Regions from separate parts of the Homo sapiens genome. Here region 2 is linked to region 1. A link is a loop called in an ENCODE intact Hi-C map of the cell type or tissue named here. Cell type or tissue: PC-3. All regions are shown on one strand. Each heading gives the region's core, and the rest is flanking DNA. Links, peaks and the distances in the headings are about the cores only. Region 1 overlaps SPPL3 (signal peptide peptidase like 3). Region 2 overlaps SPPL3 (signal peptide peptidase like 3).

What was found. Hi-C counts contacts between places; a loop is a spot of excess contacts. Peaks named below come from ENCODE experiments on the same cell type or tissue, not always from the same donor. Only the 100,000 strongest peaks of a DNase experiment are listed, where the experiment ranks them.
Region 2: it touches region 1 in a loop (2.5-fold over the local background); 8 of 110 quality-filtered maps call a loop at or near these places.

The regions. Positions count from the first base shown.
Region 1 is chr12:120,785,318-120,790,700 of GRCh38, reverse strand. The region is part of intron 3 of SPPL3 (signal peptide peptidase like 3); the gene reads left to right. Among named protein-coding and RNA genes, the nearest start is that of ACADS, 62 kb to the right of the region's middle. In PC-3, for the core only: no CTCF peak of the experiment used is centred there; no DNase peak of the experiment used is centred there.
Region 2 is chr12:120,846,848-120,852,230 of GRCh38, reverse strand. The region is part of intron 1 of SPPL3 (signal peptide peptidase like 3); the gene reads left to right. Among named protein-coding and RNA genes, the nearest start is that of SPPL3, 55 kb to the left of the region's middle. In PC-3, for the core only: no CTCF peak of the experiment used is centred there; a DNase peak (open chromatin) is centred at 2,240; H3K4me3 peaks cover 292 bases; H3K27ac peaks cover 1,898 bases.

The sequences.
Region 1 (5,383 bases), core at 190-5,189:
CAGATGAAATCATTTTGATATCCATGTAGAAAGAGCATAAAGAGACCCGCAAGTCAGGTGAGCAGCAATGGGTCAGATAAGGTTTCTTTACAAGAGAAGGTGGGTTTGACTTAGTGAATGTGGATTGGTGGAGAAGTCGTCATTTCAGGTTAGGGGAACATATAATAACAGGCACAGAGATCACGACCTATAGAACAGGGTAAGGTCGCCACCTAAGAGAGAGGAAATGCTAGAGATCTAATTAAAAGGTAGATCAAATATTGATTGGAGGACCATGGATGTTAAATTGAAAAGAGATCACTTATTGTGTATCTTAGTTTCTCCAGTTATTATAGCACGCTGTCAACCTAGTTGTATTTGCCCAGTTTTCACCGGGCACAGACCCAGTCACATGGGTTTCATTGTCCCTGGCAGTGCCAAAGTGGGCATGATAAAGACGGTAAGTCGACTCATTTAAATATAATGAGTCTTTTCTTAAATTTATGACATGGATCCTTGTATGATATAAAATTCCATACCAGTAGTTATTACTAGTGCAAGGAACCACATAAAACCTGGTGCAAAATCTGATTTTTAGATTAAATTATTACATAGCAGCTTATCTTCTGTCAACATTTTAAGCCAAATCAGTTTATACTCCTGAAACTCTTTTTAAAAGTCCTGTATTATGTAGCACATATGCAAGTGATGTTCTTAAACCAAATTATAAATCTGCTGTACATTGCATCACAGAAACCTAAAGAAATCTACCTATATTATTATGTCTAAGTTTACCTCAAAAACAAACAAAAACAAGAAATGGTTGTGCCAGTCCGTACAGTGGAAAGAAGTTACCTGGTAATACAGCTCTTTTTTTTTTTTTTTTTTTTTTTTTTTGAGACGGAGTCTTGCTCTGTCATTCAGGCTGGAGTGCAATGACGTGATCTCAGCTCACTGCAACCTCTGTCACCTGGGTTCAGGCAATTCTCCAGCCTCAGCCCCTGGGGTAGCTGGGATTACAGGCGCTCGCCACCATGCCTGGCTAATTTTTGTATTTTTAGTAGAGATGGGGTTTCACAGTGTTGGCCAGGCTGGTCTCAAACTCCTGATCTCAAGTGATCCATCCACTTCGGCCTTCCAAAGTGCTGGGATTATAGGCATGAGCCACTGCACCCAGCCAACATAAGCTTTTTTATTTTTTGTTCATGAAGCACAGTCTAAAGAGTGGTAGAATACTTCTTTTTTAAATGCTTTTTTTCTTTTTTTTTTTGAGACAGAGTCTCACTGTCACCCAGGCTGGAGTGCAGAGGTGCAGTCTCTGCTGACTGCATCCTCCGCCTCCCGGGTTCAAGTGATTCTCCTGCCTCTGCCTCCCGAGTAGCTGGGATTACAGGCACCCACCACCACACCTGGCTAATTTTTGTATTTTTAGTAGAGATGGGGTTTCACCATGTTGCCCTGGCTGGTCTTGAACTCCTGACCTCAAGTGATCCTCCAGTGTTGGCCTCCCAAAGTGCTGGGATTATAGGCATGAGCCACTGCACCCAACCTAAATGGTCTTTCTTAACTCTGCCAGCTATGTTGTACTAAATTATCCTTGACAACATTTCTTCAGTGCCTGCTCTGAGCAGTGGATGCCAATAGGATAAGGACAGATTAGCATAGACTGCAAAATTCACTTCCTCAAAGAAGAACATAATGAAGAAGCCATTACAAAGACGGCCGACCAGTACTTGATTATGGAATATAAAATTATTACAGATTGAAAGGATGACATGGAAAACAGGATGAATTTATCAAGAATCAAAGAAATAATAGCCAGAAAGATGAACAGAGAAACAGAGAGGTGTAGGTGCTAAGGAGATGGAAGTCCTGGATGATTAACAATGTGGAACAACTGGGGAGAAGGTTTTGAGAAAAAGAAAGTATAAATTTAGTGTTAAGATTTTGTCAGGAGTGTTTCAGACTGATTGAAGGAGACAGTAATCAGAAGTTTTTAAAAGATTGTAGCTGCCCACTCCCAAAATAATAAGAAACAAGGAATTTGTAAAGAGATAGGAGAGCAGGAGAAGTTGTAGGTGTAGCCAGCATCATTGGTGGGGTACGTGGGTGAAGGGTTACTCTTACGATTACATGCTTTGAATATGTCAGAAATGATTTGACTGTCCTTGATTATAATAGGAGCTAGGAGAAGGAGAAGCATTAAGTGAGACTCAACAGAGGGTTAGATGGGCCATGTGACTCATGCCCCAAAAAATCAGAACTTAAAAATGGAGAAATCAGTTTGTAATTGAAAGTTTCTCGCTGCAGGGTGCCCTAGGGTATTTGACCAAAAGACTGGGTAATTATTACTTCAGATTATAATAATGTTCCACCTATCTGGGCAACTCGAAACACATGGAAGTAAGAGGAAGAGTTGATCAGGCCTGCCAGGAACTATGGCACTCAACTCATTAGAAAGCAGAAAAGTAAAAGTGAAGACAGTAATGAAAAAGCACTACATGCCCACCACCAGAATAGCTAAAATTAAAAACCTTGACCATTCCCAGTGCTGATGAGGATGCACAGCAACAGCAAAGAGCCCTCTTGCGTTACTGGAGAGCATGCGTTAGCACAGTCACTTTGGAAGGCAGTTTGACATTTTACCTACTAAAGGTGACAGTATAAATACCCTTGGACCCAGCAGTGTCACTCCTAGTTATATATCCAGCAAATACAGTCACATGTGCATCAAGTCATGTGCAAGAGTGCCTAGAGCAGCAGCATTTGTAATAACCAAAAAATTGGAAACAACCCAAATGTCAACCGTAGAATGGATAAATTTTACTGTATTCATACAGTGAAAACAAGTGAACTGCTGTAGCTACATAAAACAGCATGGATAATTCTCACAAATCATATTGAGTCAAAGAAGCCAGACACAAAAAAATAACTACATAACTCAATGCATATAAAATTTAGGAAACAGGCAAACTAGTATTTAAGGATGCGTGCTTGGGTGGAAAACGTGTCATAAAAGTCAGGATAGCGGTTCCCTTCAGGAGAATGAGAGAGAGAGAGAAAGTAGTGATTGAGAGGGACACAAAGGAAGATTTCTGGGGTTGGTTTGTTTCTTGACTTGAGTGGTATTAAATATGTAATAATTCATTTTTGTGCTTTTCTGGGTGTGATGCTTCACCATAAAAAAGGTTAGAAAGTGACAGGAGTGAGGGTGGAGGGCAAGAGTTCCCTCCAGGTCCTCTGATTTCCCCTGACCTTGTTCTAACTTCTCTGCCTGCCCCCAAGAAGCCAATATAGAAATTTATTTTCCCATGGCACATCAGTCCTTCATTTAAGTAGTATTAAGTGGAATTTTAAAAAGCCATGTACACCCCTGCCCAATTATCTGACATCTTAAAGACTTTTACTAAACTTCAGTTATAATTTATTTGAGTTATAAAGATTGATGGAGATGTATAGTTGGGATCCTCATCTTTAGTAGAGGTATACATCTTAATCTTCTTGCTTAGATTGTAAACTTCATGAGATCTGGAAATGACTTTCTTTTAATCCCTCCTGTTGCTTACTATATAATAAGTGTTCAGCAAATAGTCAAAAGCATCGTTCTTACAGGGAGGTGTAAAATCAGTAATTTTCTTAATAGTTATTGGTTTTATTGCTCAGTGTCTATTCCATACCAGACGTACATTTAGCCTGTAGCCATGTTCATTGAATGTTAAAAATGATGTTGCTGTACAAAATTTTTAATTCCATTACCAAGCCTATTTCCTATGTTGATTTTTGCCTTAAAGATAATGCAACTGCACTTGCATATGTCCTCCTAATTATGGCTAGTCTGTTTTGCTTTGCTCAGTTTTGCTTTGTTTTTAAGTTACTGGAGTTTGGCTAAAATTTCTAATTAATTACCTCTTTCTTTCCCATTCAAGACCTTTATCTCCAGAACTTTAGGAAATGGAGTACTGAAGTCATGGACATTGTTTTAGGTAGCATATTGTCAGGAACTAAAGGCGCTTTACTTGCCCTGTGACATCGCCTCCTGGTTCAAAAATCTGTGGTTTAAAAAAAAAAAAATCTGTGCATTCTATCTAATACGCCAGAAAGGTCCTTTGTATTCAGTTTCGCATGTAATTGCAGACTGAACTTTTAAAATTTAGCTTTATTATAAACAAATGCATCTCTTATATACCTCACCACTACAGTCTTTATTCTAGCTAGCCATTTAATTTTCTCTTCATACTTTGAATCAGTATAATCTGTCTATAGACTCCCTGATGCTTTGTTCCTATGATAAAGTTATTTATCTGAGAAACATTATTTTCTGTAGTGAAAGGCACTGAAAATCTGTAGCTTCCTCTAGCTGTTCTTTGAACTACTGTAGAGCACTTACATTTAAAAACTATTTAGGTAAAATTTAGTTAGAGATTTCATAGAGTTTTGTCTAATGGATACACTTCCCGAAGTGATCCTTGGGCCAAGCTGAATGGATTTGACTAGGGTCAGGACAGACTGCTTCCAAGATAATTTCTGTTTGTCATGACACATAGTTCACTTTTCCTAAATTGAATTGTCCTATTCCTAAGTGAATTACTTCACTCATCTGCCTAGTCCCTGAGAAGCATTTTGTTTTATAGATTTAGTCAATCAAAAACCCTAAATAACTCTTTTGGGGACAGGCAAATTTAAATACCTAAGAGAAATTTTGTTGATCATTGTAACCCTTTGTGTCTTGCTATGTTTATCCTGGTTACATATTTTATTTGTAGCCTTAATATAATGAAGAGACCTTTCCTTTTTTTTTTTTTTTTTTGCCTTGGACTCCTGGGCTCAAGTGATCCTCCCACTTCAGCCTCCCAAGTAGCTGGAACTACAGGCTCAAGATAACATGCCTAATTTTTTTTTTTTTTTTAATTTTCTGTAGAGATAGGGTCTCCTTAGTTTGCCCAGGCTGGTCTTGAACTCCTGGCCTCAAGTGATCCTCCTGCCTCAGCCTTTCAAAGTGCTGGGATTACAGGCATGAGCCACCACACCCAGCCTTTTTCTTCTATTATTTCATTATTATAGATCATATGAAGATTTCTTTGATTCCTTTTGTGCGCTTTTATGACATCTCAATAGAGTTAATTTGGAAGTGAGACAAGATAAAACTGGTAATTTTTTTTTTCATTCAGTGGTTATTAGAGTTTGCCATGTTTTCCTTCTCTACCAAAAATACTCTATTAATGGTTCTCAACCCTAGATGCAAAATACAGTTTTGTGAGGAGCTTTTAGCTGGGCCTAACTCCTGTGATTTCATTTAATTTGTCTGGGATTGGACCTGGGCTTTGTAATTTTTTTAAAGCTCTAATGGGAAGCCAAGAATTGAGAACCCTTGCGCTAAATCCTACTCTAGCCCAAGAGATTATTT
Region 2 (5,383 bases), core at 116-5,115, 62 kb before region 1:
TTATTTGTCTGAGCCCATTATATGGAGCTTCAGCTATGCACTTTGCATAACAGAGAGCACACTTTCGTCAGAGCAGGAGTGTACAAGCAGTAATGTGAGGAGCGCAGGCCTGCAGGTTCAAACTCGTGGGTATCACAGAGTATTTTTAACCTTCAGTGAAACACAATGACATCTGTTAGATATCATACAAACTAATAGCTTAAGGTAGTTCACAATTCAGCATTAAATCACTAAATTCCTTTTGATGATGCCATATCTTTGCAAAGCTGGGATTTTGGCCATTGCTGTGAAATAAAAGCAGTACTGTTTGAAAATCAGTGTGAAACGGGCCAGGTACGGTGGCTCACGCCTGTAATCCCAGCACTTTGGGAGGCTGAGGCGGGCAGATCGCTTGAGCCCAGGAGTTCAAGTCCAGCCTAGGCAATGTGGTGAAACCCTGTCTCTACAAAAAATGCAAAAATTAGCCAGGTGTGGTAGCGCTCACCTGTAGTCCCAGCTACTCAGGAGGATGAGCTGGGAGTATCACCTGACCCGGGGAGGTCAAGGCTCCAGTCAGTCGTGTTTGCGCCACTGCACTCCTGCCTGGGTGACAGAGTGAAACCCTGTCTCAAAAAAACAAAAAAGAATGTGAAACAGGAAACGAGAGTGGCAGTGTCCCATCTGATTCTAAGATTTGAGAAGTGGTGGAGTGCCCAGAAGCTCCTGAGCTATTAGGACACAAATACTGCTTCGACTGAACAGAGCTATTAGGCATTTCTTTTGGCCTCAGGTATGCCACAAAAAAAAAAATGACTGAGATTTTAAGGGAGCCATGACCTGAGAACATTTGAGGAATCTCTGATGTGGGCTACTTTTTTTGGTAGATTGCAGTTTGGACTATGAGTATGATTTTAAAAAAAAACTGTATGAGAAAATGAGAGGCCAAAGGCCAGTGATTTACAGGCAGCCTGGTGGAGGAGAAGTGGTATGTGCTGCTGCTACATGGTCTCTAGGGCCATATGCTCTAGTTTGAGTTCTAGTTTTTTGACTATATCACTGTGGCTAAGCAATGAAGTTTCTAGACTCGCGTTCTCATTCATTAGGAATGATAACACCTGGTAAGTATCTAAACGAGATACTGTAGGTAAGTATACTTCATAGAATTTTAAATCTGGTAATTGTGTGGTAGGCTGAATAATGACCCCTAAAACATGTCCATGTCCTAATCTCTAGAACCTATGAATATAGGAAAGGAGACTTTGCAGATGGCATCAAATTAATATTTTTGAGATGAGATTATCCTGGATTATCTGTGTTGGCCCAATATAATCACACAGGTCCTTGGAAGAGGTGGGCACACCAGAGTGAGTGGTAGCAGATTTGACGATGGAAACAAGAGGTTGTAGTGATCGATGAAGGGAATGTGAGCCAAGGAATGCAGGTGGTCCTCTAGAAGATGAAAAAGGCAAGGACACATTCTTCCCTCAGAGCCCTCACAGGGAACCAGCCCTATAAAACCGATGTCAGATTCATGACCTCCGCAACTATGAGAATAAGCTTGTGTAAAGTCAGTATTTGTGGTAATTTCTACAGCAGCAGTAGGAAACTAATATAGGATGTTACTCACATTTAAAAAGGGAAAGTGTTTGAAAAACCCTAACGTCCACTGTCAAAAAACCTAACATTCTTTCATTCTTTTTCACAGTATGAAATCCAGAATAGCAGCATTTGGCTTTTGTTTTTTTTTTTTTTTTTTTTTAAAGGCTGGTCTCACTATGTTGTCCAGGCTGGTCTTGAACTCTTGGGCTCAAGCAGTCCTCCCACCTCAGCCTCCCAAGTAGCTGTGCATTCATTTGGCCTTTTAGACTTCCTTACAATGCGGCATAAACTTCTGTGGTGTAGACATGTTGAGATTTACTTTGGCCTTAACAGATGGCTCTAGAGACTTTGAGGAAGTATTTAGATTTGAAAGGGGCAACAGAGAGGACTCATAAACCTCTGGAACATCTAAGATGTGTGTCTCTGGAAAGCCTAATTTTATGGGAAGGGTTTTTGGAACTGAGTTCCCTTGGCAGCCCCTAGAGTTACCTTTTACCAACCATCCATTATATTTCTAAATCTAGCTGGTCCAACAAGTTGCTTTAGAACAGTTTCTCCAAGCCTAATGTGTTTTATATTTGCACTCCAGAGGGTAGTATTTCAGAGCCTCTCAGGTGCAAACTTGGGGTTTTCCATGGCCGGGTGACTCAGCTGAGGAAAACTTCTGACCAGTGACTGCCTGTTTGTATCTACACACTCTGTTAGGAATGGTTATTTTTACTGAGTCCTTGTCAACATCCTGTCAATCCCAGATTTTCCAGTAGAAATACTTCACGCTAGAATTATGTCTTTATAAAGCAGCAGCTGTCACAAAGAAGTGGTAAGGCCTGAGGACATGAGAATTGTAGGGGGAGGGTATGTGTGAGAAGATCCAGAACCTGTAACCCAGAGTGGTTTTTAGGAGTCTCGGATAAATAGGATTTTCCTGGTCCCAAAAGGTAAAGACTACATGTATTGTGCACTAGTCAAGCTTCCTCATAGCTAACTAGCATGCCTGATAGAAGCTAGAAATTTTCTTGGACATATTTTCAGATGCCACGTGCAAAAATCACTTCGTACAGAGTATATATTGATCTGTTTTTTAGAGCTGTTTGGATTTTCTAAGTAAAATTCAAAGGAAATCTTCTCAACATGTCTACATTTTACCTGTATTTGCTATATCTTGGTAACCTTAGGCCATTGCTAGTATAGATAGATCATCCTGTTTCACTTGCCTCTGTGGTGGCTCATTAATCTATTCGTATCTACTTAAACAATAGAATGTCTTCAGAAATTGTGTTGCCAGTTGGCTACAACTTTGTAGAAGTTGGTATTGATTACCTGAAATTATTTTTTACCTTTAGAGTACTGATTTAGATGCTTGTTAGAGTTGAGCCCATCTCTAATAACTTTGTTAGAGGGAAAGAGAGTATCAGGTAAAGTTTAGGTTTAGTTTTACTTTTTATTATTATTGTTTTCTTTTGTTTTTTGTTTTCTTCCTCTGGTTTTAGAGGGAGGATCTCTGTTGCTCAGGCTGGAATGCAGGGGCGTTGATTATAGCTCACTGCAGCCTTAAATTCCTGGGCTCACGCAATCCTCCCATCTCAGCCTCCATGAGCATGTCTAAGAATATAGACATGTGCCACCATGCCCAGCTAATTTTTAAATTTTTTGTAGAGATGGATATTTACATAGTAATCAAGTTTGTATTACATCCTGGGCCTTGAAAGATGGCCAAAAAAAAAACCAAAATTGAGTGTTACACAAATCACCTGTAGCTTGCTCATTGATCATTAGTGTTATTACACTAAAGTGATAAAAAGTAATTTATGCACAAATTTTTAAGGCATTTTTGTCCTTACTATTTTCTTACACATTAGGTATAATGAGCTATGGTAAAAGAGCAGTAATTTAAAGCATCTGTGAGAAATCTAACCTTTCCTTTTGTAACCTTTTGGATTTAATTGTGATTTTTGAGAAATGGAACAATCAGTAGTAGTTATGAAAATTGTCAATTTGGCTTATGTTAAATATATAGATTAATTTATAAGTCCATCGAAAATATGCAGATGACTAAAATAATACAGCAATTCTAAAATAATACTTGTTAGATAGACTAGCACTTTCTGGGGTGTGGCGGGGGCAAGTAAGTTAAAGTAAATCCTTGCCATTCTGTTAATGATACCACTATTCTCAGTCATTAGATTGGACAAGAAATAGCAGTTTTGGTATTCCACCCTTCTTGGGCTCCCTGCCATGTTCAAGCACTTTAACTTGAGGTCTTAATTCTGTGATTGTGAGAATAACTCTAGACCCATGGTGTCCCTGTAGTCCTCAGTGCGATCTTATGGCTGTGGTTTGGCCTTTCTTCTGACTCCTTGAGATATATCCTGATCCTGTACATTAGAAAGTGGCTGTTGGAGAACAACACTGCAAATACAACTTTGCTTATAGTTGTATTTAGTTGCTTATAGAGCAACCTTGAGATTCTGTCAGGGCAGTGCTAGTGAATTTCCTCTCCCTTTAATAGATTCGGCTGCTGAGTTCATCAGAAGCTGGTAAGTAGTGCAGGTCAGAATCTGCTCTTACTTGTGCACATGCACCACCACCACCTTATCTCACACCAGTGTGATGAACAAGACTAGATTTTGTTTTAAGTTTTACATAATGCCTTACTTCCCTTTTTCTGTCACCAGACATTCAGCCACTTATAAAAATCACTCTCTCCCCAAACTTGTGATTATCTCCTTTCTCTCGGTAGTTAAAATGAGCACGGTTCAGATTCAATGTGGCATTTTGAAAGCCAGGGGACACACCCAGGGTGATTATGGTACTCAGGTACAGGAGAACAGAAAGACAGTTCTCTGCTATGGAATATTAATTATAAATATTAGCTCCCTTTTTACTAGATTCAAAGGCAGTTCAGTGGTTACTTTAAACCAAGGCCAGGTGTGGTGGCTCACACCTGTAATCCTAGCACTTTCGGAAGCCAAGGTGGGAGGGTCACTTGAGCTCAGGAGTTTCAAACCGTCCTGGGCAAGAGAGTGAGACCTGCCTCTACTTAAAAAAATAAAAAATAAGGCCAGACTTGGTGACTCACGCCTGTAATCCCAGCACCTCGGGAGGCCAAGGCAGGCAGATTGCTTTGAGCTCAGGAGTTCTAGACCAGCCTGGGCAACATGTTGAAACCTTGTCTCTACAAAGGATACAAAAATTAGCCAGGTGTGGTGGCACACACCTGTGGTCCCAGCTACTTGGGAGGCTGAGGCTGGAGAATTGCTTGAACCCAGGAGGCAGAGGTTGCAGTAAGCCAAGATCACACCACTGCACTCCAGCCTGGGTGACAGAGTGAGACCCTGTCTTAAAAAATAAATAAATAAATAAATAAAAATAAACTGAATTCATGTTTCCACCTTCCCCAAAGAGACGCTAAATTCTTCTTTTTCCCTCTCTAATTAGTGTTGAAATTGATGTTACATCTCCCTTTCTTCTGGTTTATTTTGTTTGAATTTATTTTTTCTCTTTTCCTTACGTTTGGTTTTATGCATAATGAAGTTTGAGGCTATTGGTGCAGGTATTCAGTAACATAAAACTTCATTTATCTGGGTTTATAAGTCAGAATCCTATTTCACTTCTCCCTGAGCCTGAGGGGAAATCTTAGAAAAGTCTATTGAGATTTAGTTATAATAAACATACTACTTAATTACTGCACAAGCTTAACCACAGAGTTTGCTGTCACAATATAAACACCCAGATGAGGGCCTGAAAGAAACCTCCACACTCCCACCCACATGAACTCTGTTGGGTGTTTTCTTCCTGCCCTCTA